Regions from separate parts of the Homo sapiens genome. Here region 1 is linked to region 2. A link is a loop called in an ENCODE intact Hi-C map of the cell type or tissue named here. Cell type or tissue: B cell. All regions are shown on one strand. Each heading gives the region's core, and the rest is flanking DNA. Links, peaks and the distances in the headings are about the cores only.

What was found. Peaks named below come from ENCODE experiments on the same cell type or tissue, not always from the same donor. Only the 100,000 strongest peaks of a DNase experiment are listed, where the experiment ranks them.
Region 1: a loop joins it to region 2, with 7 times the contacts of the local background. A loop is called at or near these places in 2 of 110 quality-filtered maps.

What each region holds. Positions count from the first base shown.
Region 1 is chr5:119,306,908-119,322,079 of GRCh38, forward strand. It overlaps a transcript of TNFAIP8 not described here. Among named protein-coding and RNA genes, the nearest start is that of TNFAIP8, 42 kb to the right of the region's middle. RefSeq lists an enhancer at 11,414-11,673. In B cell, for the core only: CTCF peaks have their summits at 8,948 and 9,158; DNase peaks (open chromatin) are centred at 8,814, 10,236 and 11,544; H3K4me3 peaks cover 983 bases; H3K27ac peaks cover 7,538 bases.
Region 2 is chr5:119,426,694-119,441,865 of GRCh38, forward strand. No RefSeq gene overlaps it. Among named protein-coding and RNA genes, the nearest start is that of HSD17B4, 18 kb to the right of the region's middle. In B cell, for the core only: CTCF peaks have their summits at 8,976 (motif pointing left) and 9,176; DNase peaks (open chromatin) are centred at 8,968 and 12,757; H3K4me3 peaks cover 546 bases; H3K27ac peaks cover 546 bases.

The DNA of each region.
Region 1 (15,172 bases), core at 4,022-12,021, 120 kb before region 2:
TCCCAGAAATTTCCTATGCATATTAAGGCATGCACGTTTCATACATATATGTACAAATAGGATCAAACTACTGTTTTTTGTGGACTCTTAAGATGCTATTGATTGGTACAGCCCAATTTCAAATATGTTAAAATATGAAATGATGTACATTTTATAGTTGATGACATACAGAAAATTACTCTTTGGGACTCGCCTTTTTTCCACATTAAATACTTTGAACATCAGTTCATATTAGGAAGGAGAGAAATCTACTTCATTCTTTTTCTTTCGTAGTATTCCATATTCTAAATCCATATTAAGATATGTATTCTGTATTCCAAGTCCACAAATATACTATGGTTTAAGAATTCGCTTATTGTTGAACATTCTTGTTCTTTACTGATTTTTATGTTATAAATAATGCTGCAATAAACAACCACGTTTATATGTCATTACATACAAGCAATTATATTTATAAGTTTCTGGAAGTGTAATTGCTGAGTCAGAAGGTGTACATACAGTACTTTTTTTGTACAACTTAAAAAAATCTTTTGCTAGCTTCTGTGTTTTTCAGTGTTAGAAAGAACCAAACACACAAATGAGCAGCTTCTGCCAAGGTTCCTTGTAGAGAAAAATTTCTGGAAAGATGGATAGATGCATATAGTTAAGCATCTCTATGTATCCATTCATACCATCGTGTTTCAATTCTAAGGTGCATATTTTTCATTTTTTAACAATTCTCAATTGGAGATATGTTGTATAATGCAGGTGCACAGATAATACTACAGTCTTTTCCCCAAAAAATTCTGCGTTAAATTGTGCATCTTACAACCAATGGTATTTTAGAATCATGGAAATGCAAGTGTATTTTAGTAAGACTGTGTGTATATATGTATATGTCCTTCAAGATTTATTTGGAAATTATTCTAATTTAATAGTGAGAATGTAGTTTTAATTGTTTTCCCATTGGAGCAATCTTGGAAACAAGCCAGAGTTTTGCAGACACCCCATGTTTATCAGTAGCTAGTACTGTCCTTTGGAGTCTGCACATGTGATTTAAAAGCCAGCCTTCATTTGCTAAAGAGCCTCATTGCAAGGAAAAATCAAATCACAAACAGCACCTTGAAAAATACTAATATCATGTTACTTAGAGAAGTTAGAAGTTTATTCTAACCCCTGTAATTTACAGATGAGCAAACTTCTTGTGGTGCAACATGTGGCATTTTGCACCTCTTGCCCAACTGATAATTGATATTAAAATAATATTATTAGATAAATATTACAGGAAGGCACACTAGTTGTGAACTGATAGCGTTCTTGCAAATGACAGCATTCCCTCTTTCCTGCAGGTTTTCCAGAAGTCTGCCGCCTGTGAACTCTCCTAGGGGAATCTGTATCATTTCCCAAGGGCTTGGTGTTGGCAAGTTTTGTCCCTCACATCTGTTTCTCTCTTTCTGTTTAATTAGCTTTGAAATCTATATTTTTCTCTCTTCTACGTTTCCCACCTTTTTTTTTTTTTTTTTTTGGTTTCCCAGCTGTGTGTGCAGTGCATCATGTAGGCTGTGCCTTCCTGCCTCTTGGCACTGAAAGGTTTCCATTGCATCAGGGTTGGCCTTGGGAGGAGGTCTTAAACAGTTGGCACTTAATAAATGGTCTTGACTGTATAAGCTTTTTTGGTCTTTCTTAAGACCATTCTAGGCTGGGCACAGTGGCTCATGCCTGTAATCCACCACTTTGGGAGGCCGAGGCGGGTAGATCACGAGGTCAGGAGTTGAAGACCAGCCTTTCAGGACGGTGAAACCCCATCTCTACTAAAACTACAAAAATTAGCCAGGTGCAGTGGCAGGTGCCTGTAATCCCAGCTACTCGGGAGGCTGAGGCAGGAGAATCTTTTGAACCCAGGTGGCAGAGTGAGCCAAGATTGTGCCACTGCACTCCAGCCTGGGTTGCAGAGTGAGACTCCATCTCAAAAAAAAAAAAAAAAAAAAGACCATTCTGATATTGCACTGGAAGAGCATCTGAGCCAGCGTGCTCCTTGTTGCTCCATTTGACTCATGCTCTCTCCAGTTATCTATCATAGCCTGGTAAAAAGGCAAAAGCAGTTGTGCATGTATGTGATAAAATTGCTAAACTGTTTCTTGTTAACTGTCAAGTGGCATTGAAGGAGACAGTTATTTACATTTTCAGTTGCTTTTTGTGAAATACAAAGATCAAAGACCTTTACTGCAGTTTCCTCCTCTACTCAAACCACAACTTCCTTCCTCTGTGTTAAAAGCCTCTGCAACATGCATTGGTATTCTACTTTCTCACCTTCAGTGACAAATAATAATTTTATTGTGCCAAGATGAAATGTGGTCACTTGAGGGCTTTTCTGTGGGTGCCTCTGCATCTCTGAATGGACACCTTTGGAAGACACTTACCATACTTTCAGCAGCATTTTTAGTTTTTATTTGTTAAAGGAAAAAAAGACTGTAGAAGTGTTCCTGACTAGATTTCAATCCTTTTTTGGTTTCTGGACCCTTTTGAGAATCTGATGAAAGCTTGAGGGTGGTGATGCTTGTCACAGGGGCAGCTGCCACAGGGGCAGCTGTGGCTCGCTCCAGCACATTCTCCAAAAGGGATTCCCTTTCAACAGTTGTTTAAATAAGATGGCAAGAAGATGGCTCTCAAGACTATAATGAAAAGATAACAATAGAGGAAATGGCAGAAGAGCAGGGTGGGTAGTTCTGCACGTGATCGAAGCATCGGTGTTCAGACTATGGGAGGAGCAGGGGAGGCAATGTGGGAGCATTCAGAGTGACTCCCCACTCACAAAAGACACATCACCCCAGTCTCAGGACATTCTGATAACCCCAAAGCCCATCTAGGGGCTGCTAGGGAGTCTGTGGGCCTCAGGTTGGAAAATTCTGCTCTTGTCTTATTGGCATTTAACATGCGGGCTCAAGAAGTCTGGGGCGGACCATTACCTGAATTTCAGCTCTAATGCTTCCCAAGCGTGAGGCTTTGGCTAGTCAAGTCATTTGCTTCTTTAAGCCACTGTTTTCCCACTGAAAATGGGAAGAAATAAAACCAGACACACAGGACTGTGGAGGGCCAACTGGGATGACCTGAATAAAACATCTGGCACATTGTCACTTAGTAGGATCTCAAAAAGTGGCTGTTCTTTTCCCTTCTTCTGTCCATCTTTGATTTCTTTTATGGGGAGAGGTTTTCTTCCCCAAGGAGATGGTTTTTAGAGCTGTGGAAATCAGCTACATTGAGGCTAATTGTATCTGTCAGAACTCAGATGCATTTGCTGATGTAGAGGTTAGGAAACAGATGTCACTCTTTCGCTCCCTGGACTCCCTCCACAAGATGAGGTACTACGGCTGGTAGACACTGGGCTGAGGCTAGAAACATGGTAAGGTCGTCCTGGGAGAGCCCTGAGTGGAGGGAATTCTGTGCTAATTCCCAGAAATTGAACTTCTCCTAGGACAGTTACCCCAGCAGGGATACTTCGCTGGAGAAGGCCAAAGGCTGTAGGCCAAGGCAGCGCCCACTGGAGGACTACAGGGCACCTCTCACGGTAGGGACAAGGAAGAAGATCTCAGAAAACTTTGAGAGGAGAGAGAGCGAAACCTGGTCTGGGCCAAAGCCTAGTCCTGAAGGCTTATTAAAATGCTTTGAGGCCAGGTGCGGTGGCTCACACCTGTAATCCCAGCACTTTGGGAGGCCGAGGCAGGTAGATCACTTGAGGTCAGGAGTTTGACACCATCCTGGCTAATATGGTAAAACCCTGTCTCTACTAAGAATTAGCTGGGTGTGGTGGCACGTGCCTGTAATCCCAGTTACTTGAGAGGCTGAGGCGGGAGAATTGCTTGAACTGGGGAGGCGGAGGTTACAGTGAGTGGAGATTGCGCCACTGCACTCCAGCTTGGGTGACAGATCGAGACTCCACCAATCAATCAATCAATCAATCAATCAATACATTTCTCTGAGAGCAGGGGTTGGCCCTTCTCTCCCCTGTCTGGTCCCCTTCTCCTTCCCCATACTCTTAAAACCTACTTAAGAGTTTTCAAACAAAAGCATTATACTCCAAAGCCTTAAATATTCCTAGCTTTGTTTTGGTGTTCATTTTATCTGTTTTTTGTTTGTTTTGTTTTGTTTTATTTTTTGAGACAAGGTCTTGCTCTGTTGCCTAGGCTGGAGTGCAATGGCATGATTATACCTCACTGCAGCCTCAACCTCCTGGCCTTGAGCGATCCTCCCACTTCAGCCCCCAGTGTAGTTGGGACTATAGGTACACATCACCACACCTGGCTAATTTTTAAAATTTTTCATAGACATGGGGTCTTGCTATGATGCCCAAGCTGGTCTTGAACCCTTGGGCTCAAGTGATCTTCCTGCCTTGGCCTCCCAAAGTGCTGAGATTACAGGCATGAGTTACTGTGCCCGGCCTTGGTGTTCATTTTAAAGGAAACAAAAGGTTGAAATGGCACTGTGAATTTTGAACAGTCAAATAAATATTAAAAACCCAATGAATGGGCTGGGCGTGGTGGCTCACACCTGTAATCTCAGCACTTTGGGAGGCCAAGGCAGGTGGATCACAAGGTCAGGAGATTGAGACCATCCTGGCTAACATGGTGAAACCCCGTCTCTACTAAAAATACAAAAAATTAACTGGGTGTGGTGGCGCACCTGTGGTCCCAGCTACTTGGGAGGCTGAGGCAGGAGAATCACTTGAACCCAGAAGGTGGAGGTTGCAGTGAGCCAAAATTGCGCCACTGCACTCCAGCCTGGGTGACAGAGTGAGACTCCGTCTCAAAAAAAAAAAAAAAAAAAAATCAGTGAATGAACTCATATCAATGGAACGGGCAAATAAGGTGATTAGCAAGAGCAGAGTAAAATTATTAGGAAGTGCTGATGAAGGGACATTGTGGGTGTTCACCCGTGAAGGAGGGACAAAGCTCTGGTTTATAGAGTTTGAGTGTTAAGCAGAGGAATGAAAGTATCCATAGACCTGTGGTGCTTAACAGCCTAAATGTTCATCAAATTTAACCAAACCTAGTTTAACTAAGGTTAACTTTGTTGCAGTACTACCACAGGATGGACTAGTGTGGAACCATGACAGAAAGAAAAAAGAGCTTTATATATTGACTATGAAAGATACACTATAGTATTAACTTTTAAACTAATGTATATAATATGGTCCTGTTTAAGTAAGAAAGAAGGTGGTAGGGCAAAGGATAGGCATGCTTATTTGGTATTTAAAACTTTGGGAAAAAAAATAACCAAATTATTATCTGGGATTCTAGCTGGGAATGGATTGGGGAGGAGTCTGGTTTGACACAGCAGTTTGAGCCAGAGTTTGGAAACAGAGCTGGATTCAAATTCTGACTCTGCTCTTTCTGCTATTGTAACTTGGCAATTTGCTTAACTACTTTCTTACGTAAAATGGAACTCATCAAAGCACTGACCTCATATCACGAGGATGAAAATAAGATTAAAAAATACTTAGTTCAATGCCTGGCTCATAGTAAGTGGTAAGTGCTCACCATATTTTAATTTTTACATAGAACATGTCTTACTTTTTCATTAGAAAAAAAGAAAATAGAGTTATTTCAGTGGGAAGTAGTGGTTGAGGTTAAGAGGCTTAATGACATACACCGGGACTCAAATGACACCGCCAGAGGGGGCACATTTGTTTAAAGGGAAGAGTGTGAACTTGTAAAGTTTAGGAAATAAGAATGTAGCTGGGCTCGGTGGCTCACGTGTGAAATCCCAGCACACTGGGAGGCCAAGGCAGGGTGGATCCCTTGAGCTCAGGAGTTCGAGACTACCCTGAGCAATATGGTGAAACCCTGTCCCTGCAAAAAATACAAAAAAAAAAAAAAAAAAAAAAGAATATGAAGATCTACATTCAGAAGGAAAATGTTGGGTAACTACAGTGAAAGAATACCAAAGGGCAGAGGTTAGCTCTCAGATCATGCAGAATAGGCAAATGTGGTAATTAAAAGTTCTGTAGATTCTGAATAGAATGTACATTTTTAAAAGGGAAAATGAAGTTCACTAGGATAATCTGTACTTGGGAAAATAGGCTATCTAATAAAAACCGGGACAAATACTTGTTTTGATTATTATTATAATCCTTACTTGGCTTAATATTAAGAAGGGTTAAATTATATTAAAAGAACCTCAATGAAGATGGGGAAGAATTACACTGAGAAGATATTATATGCAGTGAAAATGGTTGACAGTGCTTCAGAAATTTCCAGAACAATTGGGTAAGAGTGGTCAGCTTCGTATTTGTCATTTTTGTTATAGATAATTAGTTCAAAGCCAAGAATCTATATTTGAGTTCAAGACTACTTAACAGCTCCAAAGAAAATTCTTCTGCTTATTTTAAAAGCCCACTTTTTGAAATCTGCCACAAGCTCAAAGGAGTTTTACAGAAACCTTAAAGGTACTTGGAAGTCTGAGGGCACTCAGCTTGTAATGAAACATGAGGCTTTGGGGGCCAGGGTGGAGGGAGAGAAGGAAGGGGAGTAGGTTTTGCTTTCACTTTCTTGAGACCACCATTGCCAGAGCTGCCAAACCCCCAAATCCAGAGATGTTATACTGTTCCTAAGGGTCTCATAATAGGCACGGGCTTTGACATTTTCTTTTATTTTAAAGATGCCCTACAACAGGGAAGATATGCATTTGCTAAAGTTTAGTACTTGCCAAAATATGATAGCCTCCTTTTTAACAAATGATGTTTATTAATAGAATTGTCAGTACCTTTAATAATTTCATGGAAGTACAAATTATGTGTGCTTATTTTAAATTCTGGGACTGGTATGTTGTGAAGCAGCCTTAAGATGGAATGCTTTTATTTGGTACATATAAACATAATGTGATCCTTGTGCTTAAGAAGTTTATACACTAGCTGGAGCAACAAGGCTCAAGCACATGAAACATTTTGCATCTCACTTAGCTTTTGAATTAAGTGCTAAAGTGTATGCTGCTGACCAATTCATTTATTCAGCAAATATTAAAGTGCTTATTATTCACTAGGCATTCATGTGTGGGTTTTGAGGTTAAAGGGACAAACAAAATTAAGTTAGTTTTCCTTGCTATAGACAGAGTAAATGCAACTAGCATAAAATCTAGTAGAGGCAGCATAATTACTGGTTAAGAATGACCTGTGTCATGACACATGCCTGGCATTACAATCCCAGCTACTTGGGTGGCTGAGGCAGGAGGATTACTTGAGCCCAGGAATTCGCATCTAGCCTAGGCAATATAGCGAGATGCTGTCTCTAAAAACAAACAAACAAACAAACAAACAAACAAACAAAAAAACCATGTCTGTCGTCTGTTTTGTTCATTTGTGAATCTCCAGCACATGGGACAGGGTCTGGCCAGTGGTAAGCACTCAGTATTAGTTGCTGACTGAATAAATGCTGATAGAAATAGTCCCTGTCCTCTTGGAACTTACAAACTAGTGGTAAGACCAGGTTTTCCCGGATATGTTCATATGTTCTGTGAAATGTTTCCTCTCTCTGTCATATACACATGCACACACACACAAAAACAGACAGATTCAAAGACATACACGGTGCCCTGTGGTCTTGTTGATGGAGTCTGGAACAAAATTTGTGTATCATGCATCCTCTCCATATCCACAAACTTTTCTTCTAACCTTGTCCAACCCAAATCAGTAAGAACTTGAAACACTCACAGGTGGTAGAGTTGAGTTCATATCACTGATTGGGATTTGTTTTTTTGTTTTTGAGAACCAGAGAGACAGTACTGTGTAGTGGTTAAAAGCATCAGCTTTGGAGCCAGAGAGAAATAGGTCCAGGTCCTGGCTTTGCCTTGGATAAATTTCTTAAGACTGCATAAGCCTCAATTACTTTATCTATAAAATGAGGACATTAATAGGACCTGCTTTTCAGTGCTGTCAGGAGTTAGTAAGATTAAAGCATGTATGGCGCATAGTAAAGTACTGTACTCATCCTAACCACTTACTACAAGTTACCAATTATTTATTTTTTTTCATTATTTTCTGTCACCTAGGCTGGAGTGCAGTGGCATGATTTCGGCTTACTGCAGCCTCCACCTCCCGGGTTCAAGCAGTTCTGCTGCTTCAGCCTCCCCAGTAGCTGGGATCACAGGCACTCACCACTACGCCCGGCTAATTTTTGTGTGTGTGTGGTTTTTTGTTTTGTTTTGTTTTGTGTTTTGTTTTTCGAGATGGAGTCTCTCTTTGTTGCCCAGGCTGGAGTGCAGTGGTGCGATCTCAGCTCACTACAAGCTCCGCCTCCGGGGTTCTCACCATTCTCCTGCTTCAGCCTCCTGAGTAGCTGGGACTACAGGTGCCCGCCACCAGGCCCAGCTTATTTTTTGTATTTTTAGTAGGGACAGGGTTTCACCATGTTGGCCAGGCTGGTCTTGAACCCCTGACCTCAAATGATCCACCTATCTTGGCCTCCCAAAGTGCTGGGATTACAGGTATTAGCCATCTCACCTGGCCATAAGTTACTGATAATTCTTATTCCTGAAATGGGAGAAGAATCCTTATTATGTGTGTATGCATGTGTGTGTCTCCTTACTTTTTTCTTATCAAAAAAACAACAGACAATGTGTGTTGGCATAACCAGTAGATTGGCACACATTTGATGAGAATACTGTAGCCACAGTCTAGCTCCCAGGGGAACAGTGCCTTTCAGGGGCAGTGCTGTGCCACTGTCTGCAGAAGTTGGAGTCAGGCCCAGTGTTGTTGAACACACTGAGGAAGCTGGCAGAAGACCCCGAGGTGTAATGGACAGGAGGGAAGCATGTGGGCTGTTCATGACCTTGGAGCTTTTTTACAGGAATCAAGCTTTGCTGTCAGCTCCTGACAGGTTCCTGGTAGTGTCGTCTATCTGAAGATGAACCCCACCTCCACCACCCACACACACAGAAGTCTTGATTGCAGTTCCTGTGTGGGTCCTCTGGGTGTCTTCACACACACAGATTTGTTTATTATTTTAAATGAACTTGGCATTTCTCTGAGGCTGGTTTAATGGTGCCCATTAAAGAGATGGCAGCTCCAGAGTTTCTTCATTGTAGAGCTGGCATTTTACCATGTGAGGAAGTAATTCTGTCTTCCTACCTGTGAGGCTTATTTTCTAAATCTCCAAAACTGGAGTGTTTTTAGTTGCAATGTTAAAGCTGAAATAAATTTTTATGCACTAGTTCCTGTTCACCTAAAAGGGTAAAGAACTTTGCAGATTAGAACTACAGTTGACCTTTTTCTAGTTCTTCCACTTTTTTTTTTTTTTTTTTGAGACAGGATCTTCCTGTGTCACCCAGGCTGAAGTGCAGTGGTGAGATCATAGCTCACTGCAGCCTCTAACTCCTGGGCTCAAGCGATCCTCCCACCTCAGTCTCCTGAGTAGCTGGAACCACAGGTATGTGTCACCATGCCCAGCTAAGTTTCATATTTTTTGTAAGAAACGGTTTCGCCATGTTGCCTAGGCTCTTTTCGAACCCCTGGGTTCAAGTGATCCTCGCATCTCGACCTCCCAAAGTGCTAGGATTACAGGCGTGAGCCGTCACACCTGGCCTTCTCCACTTCTTTCTATGTCCCCTAATCATGTTGATTCTGGTACCAAGATAAAGAAGACCCTAGTGTGGAGAGATACAATGCATTTTTGAGTTGGGTTAAATTGATTAAATGACTTACTTGATGGTATTGATAAACTCTAAGGCAGAGATTCTCACACTTGGCTGCACATTAGAATCTCTTTCAAAAATCCAGGTGCCTCAGGCCTACTCCAGACTAATTAAGTCAAAATCTCTGAGGGTGAGACTCAGGTATCAGTATTTTTAAAACCTCCTCAGATGCTTCCAACATGTAGCCAATTTAAGAACCAGTGCTCGAGAACATGGCTCTCAACTGGGGGCAGTTTTGCCCTGCCCGCAAGAGACATTTGGTAATATCCAAAGACAATTTTAGCAAACTGGGAGGGGTTTGCTGCTGGTATCTAGTGGGTAGAAGACAGAGATGCTTCAAAGCATCCCACAATGCACCCAAAAGCTCCCCATAACAATTATGTGGGCCAAAATATCAGTAGAACCAAGGCTGAGAAACAATGTTCTAGAAAAATCAGGCTGAAGAAATGCCAGAGCAATGTATATGCCTGTTGTGAGGAAATAATAGCATGTAGAACTTTACATTTTTAGCCACCCGGCAAGATAATAAAAAGGAAGTAGTTTTGCCTCTGCCCTTTGAGCCTCTTCTGCGTCTGCCATCATGGAGGCCTGTCCTTGTGGCTGGTGCACCTCCTGGTTCCGATTTCTTGGGTAGGACTTCTTCCTGTAGTCCATAAATTTATTGTACTTGAATGGCTTGGAAGAAGACCCAAGTTAAGAACATTAAACCAATAGAAATTAGCCAAAATAAATAATTTTTAAATATGCTTTTAAATTGTTTGGCCTGATATAAAGTTTTCTAAAATTACAGAATGAACCATTTGAAAGTGATTATATAAGAAATTATATAAGAAATCTGATTCTATGTGCTGTAGAGACTTTTTATTCTTTCTTCCTTTTGATTAGATAAGGGGAGGCTAAGAAAGGCATTTTTTAATTGTATCAAAATCAGTTTTCTTTAATTTTGAGATATTCAGGATGCTTTCATAGCAGGTTATATTGACCTATATTTATCATCAAATATTTACCTTATATGATAATAATAATAATAATTATTATTATTATTATTTGAGATGGAGTCTCACTCTCTTGCCCAGGCTGGAGTGCAGTGGCGCGATTTCGGCTCACTGCAACCTCCACCTCCCAGGTTCAAATGATTCTCCTGCGTCAGCCTCCCAAGTAGCTGGGATTATAGGCATAGGCCACCATGCTGGCTAATTTTTTAATTTTCGTAGAGACGGGGGTTTCACCATGTTGGCCAGGCTGGTCTTGAACTCCTGACCTCAAGTAATCTGCCCGCCTTGGCTCCCAAAGTGCTGGGATTACAGGCGTGAGCTCCTGCACCCAGCCCTACCTTATATAGTTGATATCATGATCTTTATTTCCTTTGGACACATCCACTTTTCCAGAGTGTGGGACACATAAAAGATCTTCGTCATAAATAAGTTGTGTTTTTTTCTTGTATGCAGTTGTCAAATTTAGTCTTTAATCAAGGTGGTGAATTTAATTGACTTACCACCTTGATTAATTATATTAATTAATTATAGTCAAACATTAATTATAGTCAAACTGTTTTCTTCCCCAAAACTGATCAAAGTAGTCACAGCTCTTGAAATGCTCTGAATTCATTGATCTTTTGCAGGTGATTGATTGACACTTCTTTTTTTTTTTCAGTTTGTCCCTTTAAACGGGGATTTCAAGTGGTACCTTTAGTGCTCTATATCAGCCTTTTGTTCTAGAATGGATTTCTTTTTGAGACAGGTCTCCCTCTGTTAGCCAGGCTGGAGTCTGGAGTGCAGTAATGTGATCACAGCTCACTGCAGCCTTGACCTCCTGGGCTCCAGCAATCCTCCCACGTCAGCTTCCTGTGTCGCTGGGACTATATGCATGTGCCATCATGCTTGGCTAATTTTTTTTATTTTTTATTTTTGTAGAGACGGGGTTCCCCTATGTTGCCCAGGCTGGTCTTGAACTCCTTGACTCAAGTGAACCTCGTGCTTCAGTCTCCCAAAATGCTGAGATTACAGACATGAGCCACTGTGCCTAGCCTAGAACTAAATTGATGTACATATGAATCTGGAGTGATACCTGTTATAGTTTTTCAGTTTTTTTTCTTCCTCCCCCCGCATCCTCCTGCCCCCTCCCCTCTCCTGTCCCTCTTCCTGCCCCTCCTCCCCTTCCTCCTCACCATCTCATGAACCCTTGACTCCAGCGTAATGCAGTTTATTAATTCAGAAAACATTTCAGAACCTACCATGTGCATTTTGCATTAATTACTATACTGGTTTTAAAAATTGTTTTAGCCTATTATAGGGTTATTTGAGACACTAAGCCAGTACTCTTACGTGTTTGGGTCCCTTTCACTTCCAGTGGTTGGAATGTTTTAAAATAAGACTAGAAGAATAACAGCTCATATGATATTTGGCATGAATACTCCTTCAGTTTTGGAACAACATACCTGTTTCTTCATTGAATATTAGCAGTGACTCCATAATTCAAGGGATACTTTAATTGTAGTCTAATCCTGGCTTTTGTAACTGTGCTTTTAACTTAATTTATAATTGCATTAAAAGTATTCTTGGCCAGGTGTGGTGGCTGACACCTATAATTCCAGCACTTTGGGAGGTGAAGGCGGGAGAGTCACTTGAACCCAGGAGTTCAAGGCTGCAGTGAGCTGTGATGGCACTACTACACTTCAGCCTGGGCAATGAAGTGAGACCCTGTCCCTGAAATAAGATAAGATGAAATAAAATAATCCGTTTGGATATGTAAACATTTAGGTTTTTCTTCTGGCTTTGGAGTTTGTATTCCAACATGAGGTTTCGAGAAAATAATCAGTTAATACTGTAGAGACCCTTTCCTAAAAACTTGATTTAATGAGAACATTCCAACGTGTGCTTAATAACACGGCAGCTGTTGATGGTCAAATTTTCTCCTATCTGAGAGTCTGAGTGAATGTGCATATGTTGAGTGTGTGGTGTGTATGCGTACACACATGTTGTGGGAGAGTTCTCTGCTAGAATTGGGGAACAAGATGGAGAGAGAGATAATTAAATGAGTGCTTAAGGATTGAGTGGATTAAGTCCAACTAGCCTGGAACCTCTCTGGTTTCTTGGTAACCAGGATTATTATGGGTTATTTCTATGTATATTGGTGCACCTTTTATTCTATTATGCTTGACAGTACCTTCTTTATGTTAAAGAACGCCGAGGTGGATTTGTAGCCCATGTCTAGATATTTTCTAGAATAGAATCTGTTTGTCCATACATGTGAAAAGAACTGGCTTGGTTTAGGAAGTACATAATTAACAAGGTGGGACAGGAGTTACTAGTTTTCGTTTGTTTGAAAGATGTGAAAGAGGGATTAGACATGTTCTGTGTATCCCGAAGGCACAGCACCAGAACCAGTGGATTGAAGCACAGGAAAACAGATTTCTGTTCAGTTCAAGGAGTGTCCGAAGAGATCATGAACCATGGGTTGGTGGTGGGGTGGATGGAGTGTAGAAATTGCCTTTCAGTGGAGGTTGTCAAGACGACTACTGGGAGGGGACACAGGGGATTCAAGTAGTGGACTGGGAGTAGACATTGGACTAGATGATTTTTAAGGTTGATTTCAATCTAGCGACTGTGATTTTTAGGACATATTACATCTCCCGGAAAATGAAAAATGAAGATACATCTGGCAGTTGGGGAATTTCAGATTCATTGGTTCAGGGTCCCTAAAGGCTTTTTCTCTCCAACTTCTTCAAGTCCTCCTGCAATTATATTCTTTCTCTTGCACATCAATTTCTTTCCAGTTATGGAAACATCCCTATCACCATCAGAACATGCCTTTTTATCACCCTTCTTAAAAAACAAGTTAAAGAAATTTCTCTATTCAATGTAGCCTTCCAGCTCTATGGCACTTCTCTCCTGCCCATTCTGGCAGAACTGCTAGAAGACTTGTCTCCTGGGGTGTGTACAATCTCCCCTTCCTGCTGCCCCTCCCCACTCCACTACTCCTCAAAAACCCTTTCTGTTAAGGTCACCAAAGACCTCCATTTTAACAAATCCCATGGCCTGTTCTAGTCCTCATCTTTTTCAGTCTCTCAGTAGTAGTTGGCATCATCCATCCCGGCCCCCTTCTTTTTCTTTTTGTAGTATGACCTTGTAACCACCCCCACCCCCTCACTTCCCTTTGAAGCACTGTCCTGACTTGACTTCCAGGGCATCACATCCCCTTTTTTTCTCCTACCTGAATAACTGTTCTCTCCAAGGGCCTCTACAGATGGAATTGCCCCAGGGCTTAGTCCTTGACTTTCTTCTTCATACTACACTGTCTCTAGGGTTCTTAACCTGCTAAAAAAAAAACAAAAAACGAAAAACAAAAAACTAAAAAAGACTAGACTTGGCTGGGCACGGTGGCTCATGCCTGTAATCCCAACACTCCGGGAGGCCGAGGTGGGCGGATCACAAGGTCAGGAGATTGAGGCCATCCTGTTTAACACGGTGAAACCCCGTCTCTACTAAAAACACAAAAAAACTAGGCGGGCGTGGTGGCCGGTGCCTGTAGTCCCAGCTACTCAGGAGGCTGAGGCAGGAGAATGGTGTGCACCCGGGAGGCGGAGCTTGCAGTGAGCCGAGATCGAGCCACTGCACTCCAGCCTGGGCAACACCGTGAGACTCCATCTCAAAAAAAAGACTAGACTTGGATACCAAGTCTAGTTAATTGAGAACCTTTGGGGAAGACTTGTGGGCATCAGTTTTTGTTTTGTTTTGGTTTGAATTGGTTTTTTTTGTTCATATTTTGTTACTGGGTATACCAGCATACAGCCAAGATTGAGAATCTGGATGATTTCTAGTCCTGGAGGATAAATACAATACTAATAACTTCCAAATTAATGTATTTAACACATTTTTCCCAAACTCCAGATGTGATTATTCTGTTGTCTGTTTTACATTTCCACTAGAAATAGGCATCTTGATTGCATGCCCTTTACCCCACACTGGCTCCTTCCTGGGTTTGCCTTTCGTGCATGCAGCTCTCAGGCCACAAGCCCAGGAGGCATCCTGATTCCTCTGTTCACTCATCACACAGCTCACCTGGCAGCAAGTTCTTTCCACTTGCCCTAGCAAATACGCACATCCTAAATCTCACTGCTTCTCCCACCATCACTTCTCTTCTGGGTAGCCTCAGAAGCCTCCTAACTCCCCTGTGCTCTTGCACTGTCACTCTCAGACAGTCCTTGTGCAATGAGAATGGTCTTATCGCTGATCACAGTCATTCCCTTGCTCCAACCCCCCACGGCTTTCCATTCCAACGGACAAACTCCCCACTCCTTACCAGGAGCTACAGGCTCCCCTTCATGTGGCCTCTGCCCAATTCTGCTACCTAATTTCCTCCCACTCCCTCCTTCCCTGCCTCAGTCAGGCCACACTGACCACCATGCTGTTCCTCAAACTTCCCAAGCTCTTTCCTCCTACTTCAGAGCCTTTGCACACACCCCTCCCTCTGCCTGGAAGCCCCTTCCCTATAGATTGTTCCTTGGCTCTCT
Region 2 (15,172 bases), core at 4,810-12,809:
TTTCCTGGCTCTACCTGAAGAGATAGGGCAGTGAAGAGGATAGAAACACTAGATACATTTTGACTTTGAGAAGACATTGCCTTGCAGGTGATCTTAAAGCATCACAGGTTGACTGTAGCAGAATGACAATGGCCTTATTGTTGATTTATGCCGTAAGTGAGCTGAAGATCCTATTCTTATCTCCTTTGCTTCCTGGATGGAATGGAAGAGATATATTTTTGTTCATTTAAAATTTTTATTTTTATAATGTTTTATTTGGAATAATTTTAGACTCACATAGAAGTTGTTAAAAATCGTATAGAAAGAGAGAAAGCACAGCATATTCTAGGACTACTTAAGCCCACATACTGATGAAAATATAATTCAGAGGCCAGATAGATTTGAGTTGGAGTCAAATGCAGATGGGTTGAGGACTCCTGGGACCCCTCAAATATGTGAATAAAGCACAAGTTTCATCTGCCACATACTTTCTCAGTAGCTGGGGAGTAGCTGAGGGAGAAGCAGAGGCCAGCATGGCCTTAAAGAACACCACTAACCCTGCCAAACCTTTCCTGTCAAACATGTCACCTGTTTACATATACACTATGCAGTCATAAAAAAGAATGAGGTCATGTCCTTTGCAGGAATATGAATGATTTCAGAAGCCTTTTCCCTTAAACGCCGGGCAGCATCTCATACTATCCTTGACTGGTTAGTGTAAAAACAACACTCTTCCCCTAAGAAGGTGCAGAGTCCTCCTTTCTCAGGAGTGAGGAGGTCTAGGCCTCAGCGATTTTGGAGAGTCACTGCTGCCAAAGAGTCTATTTGGGATTGTAGAGTAAGGATAGATTTTGTTATTTCTTGCAAACTGAGAAATCCTTTGAGAGTGTGTGGTATTAGGATAGTACATGTTACACTGTTAACTATTGGCAAACTTTAGTTGAAAACCTTCTAAGTTTGGGATTTTAATTCTTCTTTGCTATTACAAAACCTCGTTCAGTTCATATTAACTTAGAATTGGTATAGATCGCTCCTTCCTGTTTCTGTAAGTACTTTAAGATTTGGCTGAGTGCAAACAACTCACACATTTGAGCAGACCAGTTATTAGGCAATTTTCCTAACTCTGCTTCTGCAAGAGTTTCCTTATCACTTACCCATTGTGTCTTTTTCCCTTAATCGCCTGGGAGGAACCATCTATCATGCTGTCCTGAAGGGAGTTTCCTCCTAGATCTGGTCGGACCTTTGTATGGTAATTAATTAAGATTTACATCCCCTGTTAGGAAACCTGCTGGGTTAAGGATTTTTGATAGGAAGGCTATGGTTTTTCAGTGGCCTCAGTGCTTTCGGGCTATGCCCTTGTTTACACTGACAACAAGGTGCTATTGGAGTGTTACAGGGTTAGAGAGAAGACCTTCAGTTATCAATTATAGGTTTTAAATTTACCCTGGCTTTTAAAGGAATAGGGTACACTGTTTTTTCTTTACTACTTCTATCTCTCTCTTTCTCTCTTTGACTTCTTTGTCTGTCTCTCTCTTTCTCTCTGACTCCCTCTTTGTCTCTTCCTCTCTTTCCTTCTTTGACTTTCTGTCTCTCTGTCTCTTCCTCTCTCTCTTTGACTCCTTCTTTGTCTCTGTCTCTTCCTCTCTCTGTCTCCTTCTCTTTGTCTGTCTGTTTCTTCCTCTCTGTCTCTCTTTCTCTGTCTCTTTCTCTCTTTCCTTTCTGCTGCCTCTGCCAGCTATTTATGCTGCTGTTCTCTCCTCTCCTTTCCCTTCTGATGGCTTTGGTGGTGTAAGACTGCCACCTCCTTGGGTTTTTGCACTGCGTGCAATAACTCCATGGTTTCCTTGTGATATTTAATGGGGGTTCCCCCAGAGGTTAGGAACTCCCTTTCTTTCCATATTGCAGCATGGGCATGTAGGATTAGATAAGCATACTTGCTATCTGTATACACATTTATTCTTCTTCCCTTTCCCAGTTCTAAGGCTTGGGTAAGTGCCACTAGTTCTGCTAACTGGGCTCTGGTCCCTGGGGGAAGAGGCTTACTTTCAAGTACTGTTACTATGGCGTAACCTGTCCTTCGTATCCCATTCTCCACAAATGAACTTTCATTGCTGTATAGGTTAAGGTCAGGAATAACTAAGGGGACTTCTTGGGTGGCATAAGTCTGGACTATAATTAGTTGGCAGTCATGCTCGATTGGTTCCCCATCCTCTGGGAGAAAAGTGGCAGGGTTGAGGGTCACACACAAGCATATTTGAAGCACTGGTCCCTCAAGGAGTAGCACCTGGTATCTAAGGAGGCAGTTGTCTGATAGCCATAAACTTCCTTTGGCACCCAGTATGCCATTTACATCATGAGTAGTCCAGACAGTGAGATCCTTTCCTTGTATTATTTTGATAGCCTCTGACACTAAGATGGCCACCATCACAACTACCTGTAAACAGTGAGGCCAGCCTTTTGCTACCATATCAAGTTCCTTACTTAGGTATGCCACTGGTTGTGGGGTTGTCCCACGAGTCTGAGTAAGGACACTAAGAGCTATTCCTGCTCTCTCTGTGATGTATAAAGAAAAGTTTCATCCTGTGGGAAGGCTTAAGGCTAGAGCTAGAGTTTGTTTCTTCCAATGCCCAGTCTTCAGGGTTGATTCCCTCCTCAAGCAGGGGACAATAAATGGGTAACTTGTTCCTCATATTCATGTAGATAATAGCTCCAGCTTTGGCTAATATATCCTTCCCCAATAAGGGTATGGGACTTTCAGGCATAACAAGAAAGGCATGTGAAAAGAGCAGTCTCCCAGTTACAACTGAGGAGGTGGGAGAAATACCTGGTTACAGGCTGTCCCAGGATTCCTCGGATGGTAACGGACCTTGAGGACAGCTGTCTGGGACAGGAGATTAACACTGAGAAGGCTGCACCAGTGTCCAGGAGGAAGTCAATTTCCTGACCCCCCAGTGGTTAAATGTACCTGGGGCTCAGTGAGGGTGATGACATGAGCTGGCACTTGCCCCAGGCACCCTCAATTCTGTTGTTGGATCATCTGGTTGGGGGCTTCTGGCCCAGAGAACCTTTGTCCTCTGGGGCAGTGCACCTTCCAGTGATTGCCTCGGCATAGTGAACATGGATGAGGGGGCAGCTTGTTTCTCATTGGACAATCTTTTTAAAAGTGTCCTTGCAAACCACACTGATAATAAGCCCCACCAGGTGATTGGTCTACTCCATTTTCTGTCCTCTTTGAACCACCAAGGTTTGTTTATCTGAGGGCCATGACTAAGGCTGTGGCCTTTCTCTGATCTCGCTTTTCCTGTCCCTCTTGGTCCCTATTACAGAACACGGAGGTTGCCAGGTTTAATAATGCCTCCAGATTTTGTTCAGGGCCCAGGGCTCACTTTTGAAGCTTTCTCCTGATATCTGTGGCTGATTGGGTAATAAACTTATCTTTTAGGATCAGTTGACTGTTGAGGGAGTCACAGGGGAGAGTATATTTCCTTAAGGCCTCCCGTAGCCGCTCGAGGAAGGCAGAAGGATTTTCTTCCTTTCTCTGAGTTATGGTGGACATCATTAAATAATTCATGGGCTTTTCCCTAATTCTCCTTAGTCCTTCTAGAACACAGGTCAACAGATGTTTGTGACTCCAGTCCCCATGATCTGAGTCAAGGTCCCATTGGGGATCCATACTGGGGACGGCTTGCTGACTGGTAGGGAATTTGTCCTTTTCTTCGGCTGTCATTCTATCATTTACTTGACTAAGATACCAGGTATATCCAAACTCTTGGGATGCAGCTAAAGCTGCATTCTTTTCATTAAAGGCCAGGGTTTGATCTAATAGCATGACTTCTCTCCAAGTGAGGTCAAAGGTTTGCCCTAGACCCTGTAGGACATCTATATATCTATCAGGATCATCTGAAAGCTTCTCCAGGTCTGCCTTGATCTGCTTTAAATCAGAGAGGGAAAGGGGGACATGTACCTGGGTTGGGCCAAATTCCCCTCCCCCTACAGCTTGAAGGGGACATAACTGATAGCCCAGGGGCTTTTGTGGTCCTTTGGAGACTTCTTTGCTTATTTCCTTCTGGGCAGGGGAGATTAGAGGAGGCTTATCATTAATAGGAAGGGGAGCTATAGGGAGACTAGGATATGGAGGTAAACTGAGAGGTCCTCCTGTGGGATGTAAATTGCAATCTTTGCATAGTTGAGGATTCACCTTCAATGAAAAGAAAGCTTGAACTAAGGTACTTCACTCCATTTGCCTTCCCTCTTACAGAAAAGGTCAAGCTGCAGGATAGTTTTGTAATTTATATGTCCCTCAGGTGGCCATTTTGGCCATTTTTCCCCACCAGAGAGAGAATACTGGGGCCAGGCCATAATGCAGAAAAAAATGATCCATCTCTTTTTCAGGGTCTGTGGGTCAAATTGGTCCCAATAGCTTAGGATGCATTTCAAGGGTGAGCCTGTTGGTGCCCGAGTGTTTCCCACCTGAAAGACAAAACTGCCTGCGGTTTTGGTTTGTTTGTTTTTCCCCCTGCCCAAGAACCTGCAATGGTCCCTGGACCCTGCTGATCAGAATAGTTGTGCTCACCGACACAGCAGCAGAAACACCTCTTGCCCAAGAACTCACAATGGTCCCTGGATCCTGCTGATTGGAATAGTTGCACTCACTGACACAGCAGTAGAAACACTAGTTTTCCTCCTAGACCACAAGGAGGGCCAAGGAAGGTCGGATTTAGTGGCCCTTACCGACGCATTCTCGAAAACCTGCACCCTTGCCTGTCTTCTGAGACCACAAAGAGGACCGAGAAAAATCGGATTTAGTGGCCCTTACTGATGCATTCTCGAAAACCTGTTAGAGTCCTAAGCATTCTTCTATGAGTATTGGGACTTTACCCCTGTCCTATAAAGATGTTATGCCACCAAAATGAAGTGAACGTCCATACCCTGAGGGAGGGAAGGGATCTCCAGGGTTGGAAGAGTGATGCCTTTTGTCCTCACTTGAATAGGAAGGATATCATTTCTGAAGCTTCCCATATCCTAGCTTCAGGAATAGGTTTTGTTAGGCCTGCTAGTCTGAGGAGGGATCCTAAAATTCCAGATCGTCCCCCACCTTGATGGGACTTTGGACAAAAATTATGTCTTTCTGATTGGTGAGCCCAAGTGCCTAAAGAAGGGAATAGAGTCCTGATCTTATAGGAGAAACTAGAAAAGCACCAGAGGCAGGGAGTGGTTTTTAGACGTGGGACTAGCCTCAGAGAAGAGAGGCAAGAGGAAGTTTGTCTGACAGGCGTTGGGACCCAGGAGGCAAGGGTCAGGATAGATAGGATAGATGGGTGAGTCTCGCTTGGGCAACATGACTTTGAGAGTTCTGCTCATGGCTGCAGGGTCAACCAACTTGTTGTTGGGACCCCCAGAGCTGAATAACTTTTCTCTCTGTTGACCCTCAGCTCAGCCCAGAAGTACAGGAAAACTGGAAGCTGGTTCCAGGAAAACCAACGCTCCCAACTCCGAAGAGTCACGGGTTGTTAGAGAGCCCTTTCCCAGAAAGCCTGACACCTGTGTCTTTAGTCTGGCAGCCACGCTACTTGCTTTTAACTGGCTGACAGATGCCCGGTATTTAGCCCCTGAATTCTAAGGAAAAATAGGACAGAATAGGAAGTGAAAGGGGTCCGATGGTACTCATCGCTTGGTGATAGTCCCATCTGGGTCACCAAAATGTGTCCGGAATTTATTCTTCCCAGTGGGTTCTTGGTCTCGCTGACCTCAAGAATGAAGCCATGGACCCTTGCAGTGAGTGTTACAGCTCTTAAAGATGGTGTGTCCGGAGTTTGTTCCTTCAGAAGTTCAGATGTATCCAGAGTTTCTTCCTTCTGGTGGGTTCGTGGTCTTGGTGACTTCAGGAGTGAAGACCTTTGCAGTGAGTGTTACAGCTCTTAAAGGTGGTGCGTCCGGAGTTGTTTGTTCCTCCCGGTGGGTTCGTGGCCTTGCTGACTTCAGGAATGAAGCCACAGACTCTTGCAGTGAGTGTTACAGCTCATAAAGGTAGTGCGGACCCAAAGAATGAGCAGCACCAAGATTTATTATGAAGAGCGAAAGAACAAAGCTTCCAAAGCGTGGAAGGGGACCCGAGCGGGTTGCCACTGCTGGCTGGAGTGGCCAGCTTTTATTCCCTTATTTGTCCCCGCCCACATCCTGCTGATTGGTCCATTTTACAGAGTGCTGATTGGTCCATTTCATAGAGTGCTGATTGCTGCGCTTACAATCCTTTAGCTAGACCCAGAGCACTGACTGGTGCGTTTTTACAGAGTGCTGATTGGTGCATTTACAATCTTTTAGCTAGACACAGAGTGCTGATTGGTGCATTTTTACAGGGTGCTGATTGGTGCATTTACAATCCTTTAGCTAGACACAGAGTGCTGATTGGTGCGTTTTTACAGAGTGCTGATTGGTGCATTTAGAATCCTTTAGCTAGACACAGAGCGCTGATTGGTCCATTTTACAGAGTGCTGATTGGTGCATTTTTACAGAGTGCTGATTGATGCATTTACAATCCTTTAGCTAGACACAAAAGTTCTCCAAGTCCCCACCCAACCCAGAAGCCCAGCTGGCTTCACCTCTCAATCCCAGCACTTTGGGAGGCCGAGGTGGGTGGATTACAAGGTCAGGAGTTTGAGACCAGCCTGGCCAACATGGTGAAACCTGTCTCTACTAAAAAAATACAAAAATTAGCTGGGCATGGTGGCATGTGCCTGTAATCCCAGTTACTCAGGAGGCTGAGGCAGGAGAAATGCTTCAACCCGGGAGGTGGAAGTTGCAGTGAGCTGAGATTGCACCACTGCACTCCAGGCTGGGCAACAGGGTGAGACTCTGTCTCAAAAAAAACAAAACAAACAAACAAACAGACAAAAAATCACCTGCTCCAGTGACATTTAGACGAGAGAGAAGAAAGAAATACAGAAAGACAACATTTACTCTAAACAGAGTCACTTTTAACTGGCAACTTTAAGACTCTATTTCTGCCTCTGCTTCCACAAGAAAGAGGATTTGAGAGCAAGGTAAGACCATTAGAGAAAATAATCTACACTTCTATAGCAACATTCTTTTGTAGTGTGCTAAATTACATATGTCATTGTACTTTGATGACTGTAATTTCTAATCTGTATTGCCTCTCATTCACATTCGAGTCATTTATTTGGGTACTTACTGTAGTAGGCATTAGCATTTACCTATCCCCATTGACTCTGGTCTAGGACTAGCCAATATCCAGTTTTGAGTCTAGGGAGTGGACTATTGCCTTCCCAGCAATGGCTGAGAGAGGCTTAATTCTCTCTCATATTGTGGGCCTGTGGGTGAATGCACTTCCTTTTAGGTTATAAGTGAGTTAATTATTTTTCTTTTTTTTGAGATAGAGTCTCACTCTGTCACCCACGCTGGAGTGCAGTGGCATGATCTCAGCTCACTGCAACCTCCACCTCCCAGATTCAAGCAATTCTCCTGCCTCAGCCTCCTGAGTAGCCGGGATTACAGGCATATGCCACCAAGTCTGGCTAATTTTTTTGAATTTTTAGTAGAGACGGGGTTTCACCTTATTGGCCAGGCTGGTCTTGAGCTCCTGACCTTGTGATCCACCCACATCGACCTCCCAAAGTGCTGGGATTACAGGAATGAACCACTGCACCTGGCCAAGTGAGTTAATTATGCACTTACATTTCTGAAAGTAAGAGTGAGACAGGAGAATAGGGTCTGCAGGCAGGGAATTCATGCTGATTTCCTAGAACTAAATCAAATGGAAACACTTCAGCTATGACAGGAAAGATCCTCTCTGTTTACATAGGAAGCAAACCAAGTAAATGTTCTTGTAGCTTTACTTCATCTTCTTCATTTACATAGCACGTACACCAGGTAACCAATGGAAACCTCTAGAGGGTATTTGAACCCCAGACAATTCTGTAATGGAGCTCTTGAAGGCTCTATGCTCGGGTCTGCTCCCACCCTGTGAAGTATACTTTCATTTTCAGTAAATCTCTGCTTTTGTTGCTTCATTCTTTCCTTGCTTTGTGTGTTTTGTCCAATGCTTTGTTCAAGACACAAAGGACCTGGACACCTTTCACTAGAAACAAGAGTAATGTGCTCTGCCTCTTTATTTTTATTTTTTTAGGCTTAAAAAATTAAACAGAAGAGCAAGCTTATTGGGCTAAACAAGAGAGATTACAATGGAATATTGAAACAGATATCCAGCCATGGTGATCTGGGAACTTGCTCCAAGGTGGAGCTAGTGAAGGAGTGAATGCACAGCTCAATAGGCTTCCTCAGTGGATCTGTTTGAAGAAGTTTGGTTATTCTCTGTTTCTGTAGCTGCATCAGCTTCTCCTGCAGGGTACAGGAGTGTGAAGACCAAAGTTTAAGGAGTTGCAGTACAGGTTTACCCTTGAATTGTGGATTACCAAGTGGCCGTGCTGGAGGCTTACTTTTACACCTTGGTCTATGCTTGCATTCGAAATGTCCAGGGGCTTTCTTGTGACCCGAAAGCAAAGAAGCTTGTCCTTTGTTTAAACCAGGCACAGTAGCAGGAGTAGATGCGCCAAGGGCAGAGAGGTGTGTCAGGTGCTGGCAGGGTGGCTTGGGACCGAGAATTGGGCCTCACCTCTAGGCATTTCATCCCATAGTAGGAGGCTGCACTGAGTTGGTTGAGGTCCTGGCCCAAGGACGTGCCCTTGGTAGACTGCACCTCTTATCACAAGAGCTTTCTTATCTTTGGCTCCTGTGCTCTCAGAGCTTGTCTCTATGAGTTTTAGTGAGCATCAGAATTCAGCGGTCAAACCTAAGGTAGATGTGGACAAATGGCTAAGAGAGCAAGGTGCTAGTTTAGGGATGAGCTGTCAATGGAAGGATGTGCTTTTTGAAATTTTAGGCTTGTGTTACAGAGAGATTTTTCTTGCTACAGACACCTGAGTGGTCTCTGGTTTTCTCTTGTGAGGAGGCATGCCCCGCCCCCTTGTGGCGGCCTCAGGAGTGAGAAATCAGGAACTACCCAGTTGGAGAAGTAACCTGCACTCTCAGCAATGCGGAAAGAAACCAGCCGGCAACCTGGGGCAAAGGATCCTCACATACTGTGGTGACGGCTCTGTGCACAGACCAAGGAAGGAGAAGCCATGAGAGCCAGTAAAATACTTCCTTGGTGGTCAAATTCTGGAGGGCTGAATGTGTGTGTGCATGAATGAGCACAAACAACCCTGCTTGCAGTGTTGTTTGTGTGGATGGTGACAAGTCCTACTGCTGGAGTAAGGGGGTCCTCTCTGCGGTTCTGTGGCTACCTCATATGGCTTAGGGCAGATCATGCTGTGGGATTTATACTGGCATGCCAACTCTAAGAGGGGCCTAATTCTCCCTTGGGGGAGTGACCAGAGAGGACAACACGAGTGGGAAGTGTGCAAGGGACCTTCAGAGGGGGAAAGGGAGGACACAGGTCCACCTCCCAGGGCAGGCAAGGCAAGACACCCCCTGGTTTGAGGGGTAGAACCTTCTGGGACAGGCAAGGCAAGGCATCCCTGGTGTTGTGGGAAGTCAGGGACCCCAAACAGAGGGACTGGCTGAAGCCATGGCAGAAGAACATAAATTGTGAAGATTTCATGGACATTTATTAGTTCCCCAGATTAATACTTTTATAACTTCTTACGCCTGTCTTTACTGCAATCTCCAAACATAAACTGTGAAGATTTCATGGACACTTATCACTTCCCCAATCAATACCCTTGTGATTTCCTATGTCTGTCTTTACTTTAATCTCTTAATCCCATCATCTTTGTAAGCTGAGGAGGAGGTATGTTGCCTCAGGACCCTGTGATGATTGCATTAACTGCACAAATTGTTTGTAGAGCACATGTGTTTGAACAATATGAAATCTGGACACCTTGAAAAAAGAACAGGATAACAACAACATTCAGGGAACAAGAGAGATAACCTTAAACTCTGACTGCTGGTGAGCCAGGTGGAACAGAGCCATATTTCTCTTCTTTCAAAAGCAAATGGGAGAAATATTGCTGAATTCTTTTCCTCAGCAAAGAACATCCCTGAGAAAGAGAATGTGTCCCTGAGGGTAGGCATCTAAAATGGCCACTTCAGCCGTCTTTTATGGTCGAAGCGGTAGGGATGAAAAAAGCCCCAGTATCCCGTAGTGCTCCTAGGCTTATTAGGACTAGGAAATTCCCGCCTAATAAGTTTTGGTCAGACCAGTTTTCTGCTTTCAAACCCTGTCTCCTGATAAGATGTTATCAATGACAATGCGTACCCGAAACTTCATTAGCAATTTTAATTTTGTCCCGGTCCTGTGGTCCTGTGATCTCGCCCTGCCTCCATTTCCCTTGGGATATTCTATTACCTCATGAAGCACATGATCTCTGTGACCCACACCCTATTCGTACACTCCCTCCTCTTTTGAAAATCACTAATAAAAACTTGCTGGTTTTAAGGCTCAGGGGGCATCATGGAACCTGTTGACATGTGATGTCTCCCCTGGACACCCAGGTTTAAAATTTCTCTCTTTTGTACTCTGTCCCTTTATTTCTCAGACCGGCTGACACTTAGGGAAAATAGAAAAGAACTTACGTGAAATATCGGGGGTGAATTTTGCCCAATATCTGGCTGAATTTCTCCCAATATCACGAGTGGGAAGCGTGCAAGGGACCTTCAGAGGGGGAAAGGGAGGAAACAGGGCCACTTCCCAGGGCAGGCAAAGAAAGACACCCCCTGGTTTGAGGGGTTGAGCCTTCTGGGACAGGCAAGGCAAGACACTCCCTGGTTTGAGGGGTTGAGACTTCCGGGACAGGCAAGGCAAGACATCCCTGGTTTGAGGGGTTGAGACTTCTGGGGCAGGAAAGGCAAGACACCCCTTGGTTTGAGGGGTTGAGCATTCCATGACAGGCAAGGCAAGACATCCCTGGTTTGAGGGGTTGAGCTTTCCACATATTTCAGGGGGTTGAACCTCACACAAACCTCCAGTAGTAAGAAAAATATTCAGAACTCCCCTTTCCTTTCTTCTCAGGGGAAGAAAGAGTAGCTCCACTCCTGCCAGTCCCCCCCAGGGAAGGGGGAAGGACAGGGGAGAACAGCAGCATAAGCAGCTGGCAGAGGCAGGGAAAGACCAGCAGAGAGGAAAGAGAAATTGGGAGAGGAAGTCAGAGAGAAAGAGACAGAGAGTCAAAGAGAGAGAGAGAGAAAGATACAGAGGTCAAAGAGGGAGTCAGAGAGAGAGAGAAAGAGTGAAAGAGACAGAGAGTCAAAGAAGAGAGAGAAAGAGAGAGGCAGAGAGAGAGAAAGATACAGAGAGTCAAAGAGGGAGTCAGAGAGAGACAGAAAGAGATAAAAAGACAGAGAGTCAAAGAGAGAGAGAGAGAAAGAGAGAGGCAGAGAGAAAGAGACACAGAGACAAAGAGAGAGAAAGAGACAGAGAGTCAAAGAGAGAGAGAGAGAAAGAGAGAGGCAGAGAGAAAGAGACACAGAGACAAAGAGAGAGAAAGAGACAGAGAGTCAAAGAGAGAAAGAGAGAGATAGAAGTAGTAAAGAGAAAACAGTGTACCCTTGTCCTTTAAAAGCTAGGGTGAATTTAAGACCTATAATTGATAATTAAAGGTCCTCTCCATGACCCTATAACACTCCAATACCAGCTTGTTGTCAGCGTAAACAAGGGCATAGCCTGAAAGCACTGAGGCCACTAACAACCCATAGCCTTCCTATCAAAAACCCTTAACTCAGTAACCCGTGGATGGCCCAAATGCATTCACTCTGTAGCAGCAACTGCTTTGCTAAAGGAAGAAAGTAGAAAAATAACTTTTAGAGGAAACCTCAATGTGAGCACACCTCACCAGTTCAGAACTATCCTAAGTCAAAAAAGCGAAAAGGTGGCTTACTAACTCAAAAATCTTAAGGTATGGGGCTATTCTGTTAGAAAAAGATGATTTAACATTAACCACTGATAATTCCCTTAACCCAGCAGGTTTCCTAACAGGGGATCTAAATCATAATTAATTACCATACAAAGATCAGACCAGACATAGAAGGAACTCCCTTCAGGACAGGATGATAGATGGTTCCTCCCGGGTGACTGAGGGAAAAAACCACAGTGGGTATTCAGTAAGTGATAGGGAAACTTTTGTAGAAGAAGGGTTGGGAAAATTGCCTAATAGTTGGTAAGCTGTTTGCACTCAGATAAGCCTTAAAGTACTTACAGAATCAGGAAGGGGTCATCTATACCAATTCTAAGTTAATTTAAACTAAACAAAGTGTTATTAGTAGCAAAGGATAATTGAAGTCCCAAACTTACAAGGTTTTCAATAAAGGTAAAGTTTGCTAAAAGTTAGCAGTGTAACCTGTATTCTCCTAACTTTTAATCTTGTGGCCTTAGGCAGTCTAGTCCACAGACATGAAGGAAGTTTGCTTTGGAAAAGAATGGTTATCATCTTTGGGAAAAAAAAACGGGGGGGAGAATTTATGTAAAAAGAAAGTTACGTGGTAGAGAGATCTGTTCCAAGATGGCTGAATCGGAACAGCTTCGGTCTGCAGTGCCCAGCGTGACTGATGCAGAAGATGGGTGATTTCTGCATTTCCAATTGAGGTACCTGGTTAATCTCACTGGGACTGGCTGGACAGTTGGTGCAGCCCACAGAGGGCGAGCTGAAGCAGGGCAGGGCATTGCCTCACCCGGAAAGTGTGATGGGTAGGGGGATTTCCCTTTCTTAGCCAAGGGAAGCTGGGACAAACTGTACCTGGAAAAACAGGACACTCCCACCCAAATACTGCACTTTTCCCAAGGTCTTAGCAACTGGCAGACAAGTGCTATTGCTGAGGCTCGAGTAGGTAAACAAAGTGGCTGGGAATTTCGAACTGGGTGGAGCCCACTGCAGCTCAGCAAAGCCTACTGCCTCTAGACTCCACCTCTGTGGGCAGGGCTTAGCTGAATAAAAGGCAGCAGACAACTTCTGCAGACTTAAATGTTCCTGTCTGACAGCTCTGAAGAGAGCAGTGGTTCTCCCAACATGGCATTTGAGCTCTGAGAATGGACAGACTGCCTCCTCAAGTGGGTCCCTGAACCCTGTGTAGTCTAACTCAGATACATCTCCCAGTAGGGGCCGACAGACGCCTCATGTAGGTGGGTGCCCCTCTGGGATGAAGCTGTTCTGCAATATTTGCTGTTCTGCAGCCTCTGCTGGTGATACCCAGGCAAACAGGTAAACAGGGTTTGGAAGAGACCTCCAACAAACTTCAACAGCTCTGCAGCTGAGGGACCTGACCGTGAAAAGGAAAACTAACAAACAGAAAGCAATAGCACAACATAAACAAAAAGGACATCTACACCAAAACCCTATCTGCAGGTCACCAACATCAAAGACCAAAGGTAGATAAAACCACAAAGATGGGAAGAAACCAGAGCAGAAAAGCTGAAAATTCTAAAAATCAAGTGTCTCTTCTCCTCCAAAGGATCACAGGTCCTCACCAGCAATAGAACAAAGCTGGACAAAGAATGACTTTGACAAGCTGACAGAAGTAGGCTTCAGAAGGTTGGTAATAACAAACTTCTCTGAGCTAAAGGAGCATGTTCGAACCTATCGCAAGGAAGCTAAAAACCTTGAAAAAAGGTTAGACGAATGGCTAACTAGAATAAACAGTGTAGAGAAGACCTTAAATGACCTGATGGAGCCGAAAACCATGGCATGAGAACTTTGTGACACACGCAGAAGCTTCAATAGCTGATTTGATCAAGTGGAAGAAAGGGTATCAGTGATTGAAGATCAAATTAATGAAATAAAGTGAGAAGACAAGGTTAGAGAAAAAAGAGTAAAAAGAAATGAGCAAAGCCTCCAAGAAATATGGGACTATGTGAAAATACCAAATCTACGTTTGATAGGTGTACCTGAAAGTGATGGGGAGAATGGAACCAAGTTGGAAAACACTCTGCAGGATATTATCCAGGAGAACTTCCCCAACCTAGCAAGACAGGCCAACATTCAAATTCAGGAAATACAGAGAACACCACAAAGATACTCCTCGAGAAGAGCAACCCCAAGACACATAATTGTCAGATTAACCAAAGTTGAAATGACGGAAAACATTAAGGGCAGCCAGAGAGAAAGGTCGGGTTCCCACAAAGGGAAGCCCATTGGACTAATAGCAGAACTCTCGGCAGAAACCCTACAAGCCGGAAGAGAGTGGAGGCCAATATTCAACATCCTTAAAGAAAAGAATTTTCAACCCAGAATTTCATATCCAGCCAAACTAAGCTTCATAAGTGAAGGAGAAATAAAATCCTTTACAGACAAGCAAATGCTGAGAGATTTTGTCACCACCAGGCCTGCCTTACAAGAAAGAGCTCCTGGAGGAAGCACTAAACATGGAAAGGAACAACTGGTACCAGCCACTGCAAAAACATGCCAAATTGTAAAGACCATCAATGCTAGGAAGAAACTGCATCAACTAATGAGCAAAATAACCAGCTAACATCATAATGACAGGATCAAATTCACACATAACAATATTAACCTTAAATGTAAATGGGCTAACTGCCCCAATTAAAAGACACGGACTGGCAAATTGGATAAAGAGTCAAGACCCATCAGTGTGCTGTATTCAGGAGACCCATCTCACATGCAAAGATACACATAGGCTCAAAATAAAGGGATGGAGGAAGATCTACCAAGCAAATGAAAAGCAAAGAAAAGCAGGGGTTGCAATCCTAGTCTCTGATAAAACAGACTTTAAACCAACAAAGATCAAAAGAGACAAAGAAGGCCATTACATAATGGTAAAGGGATCAATTCAACAAGAAGAGCTAATTATTCTAAATATGCACCCAATACAGGAGCACCCAGATTCATAAAGCTAGTCCTTAGAGACCTACAAAGACACTTAGACTCCCACACAATAATAATGGGAGACTTTAACACCCCACTGTCAATATTAGACAGATCAACGAGACAGAAGGTTAACAACGATACCCAGGGCTTGAACTCAGCTCTGCACCAAGCAGACCTAATAGACATCTACAGAACTCTCCACCCCAAATCAACAGAATATACATTTTTCTCAGCACCACATTGCACTTATTCTAAAATTGACCACATAGTTGGAAGTAAAGCACTCCTTAGCAAGTGCAAAAGAACAGAAATTACAACAGTCTCTCCAACTGCAGTGCAATGAAATTAGAACTCAGGATGAA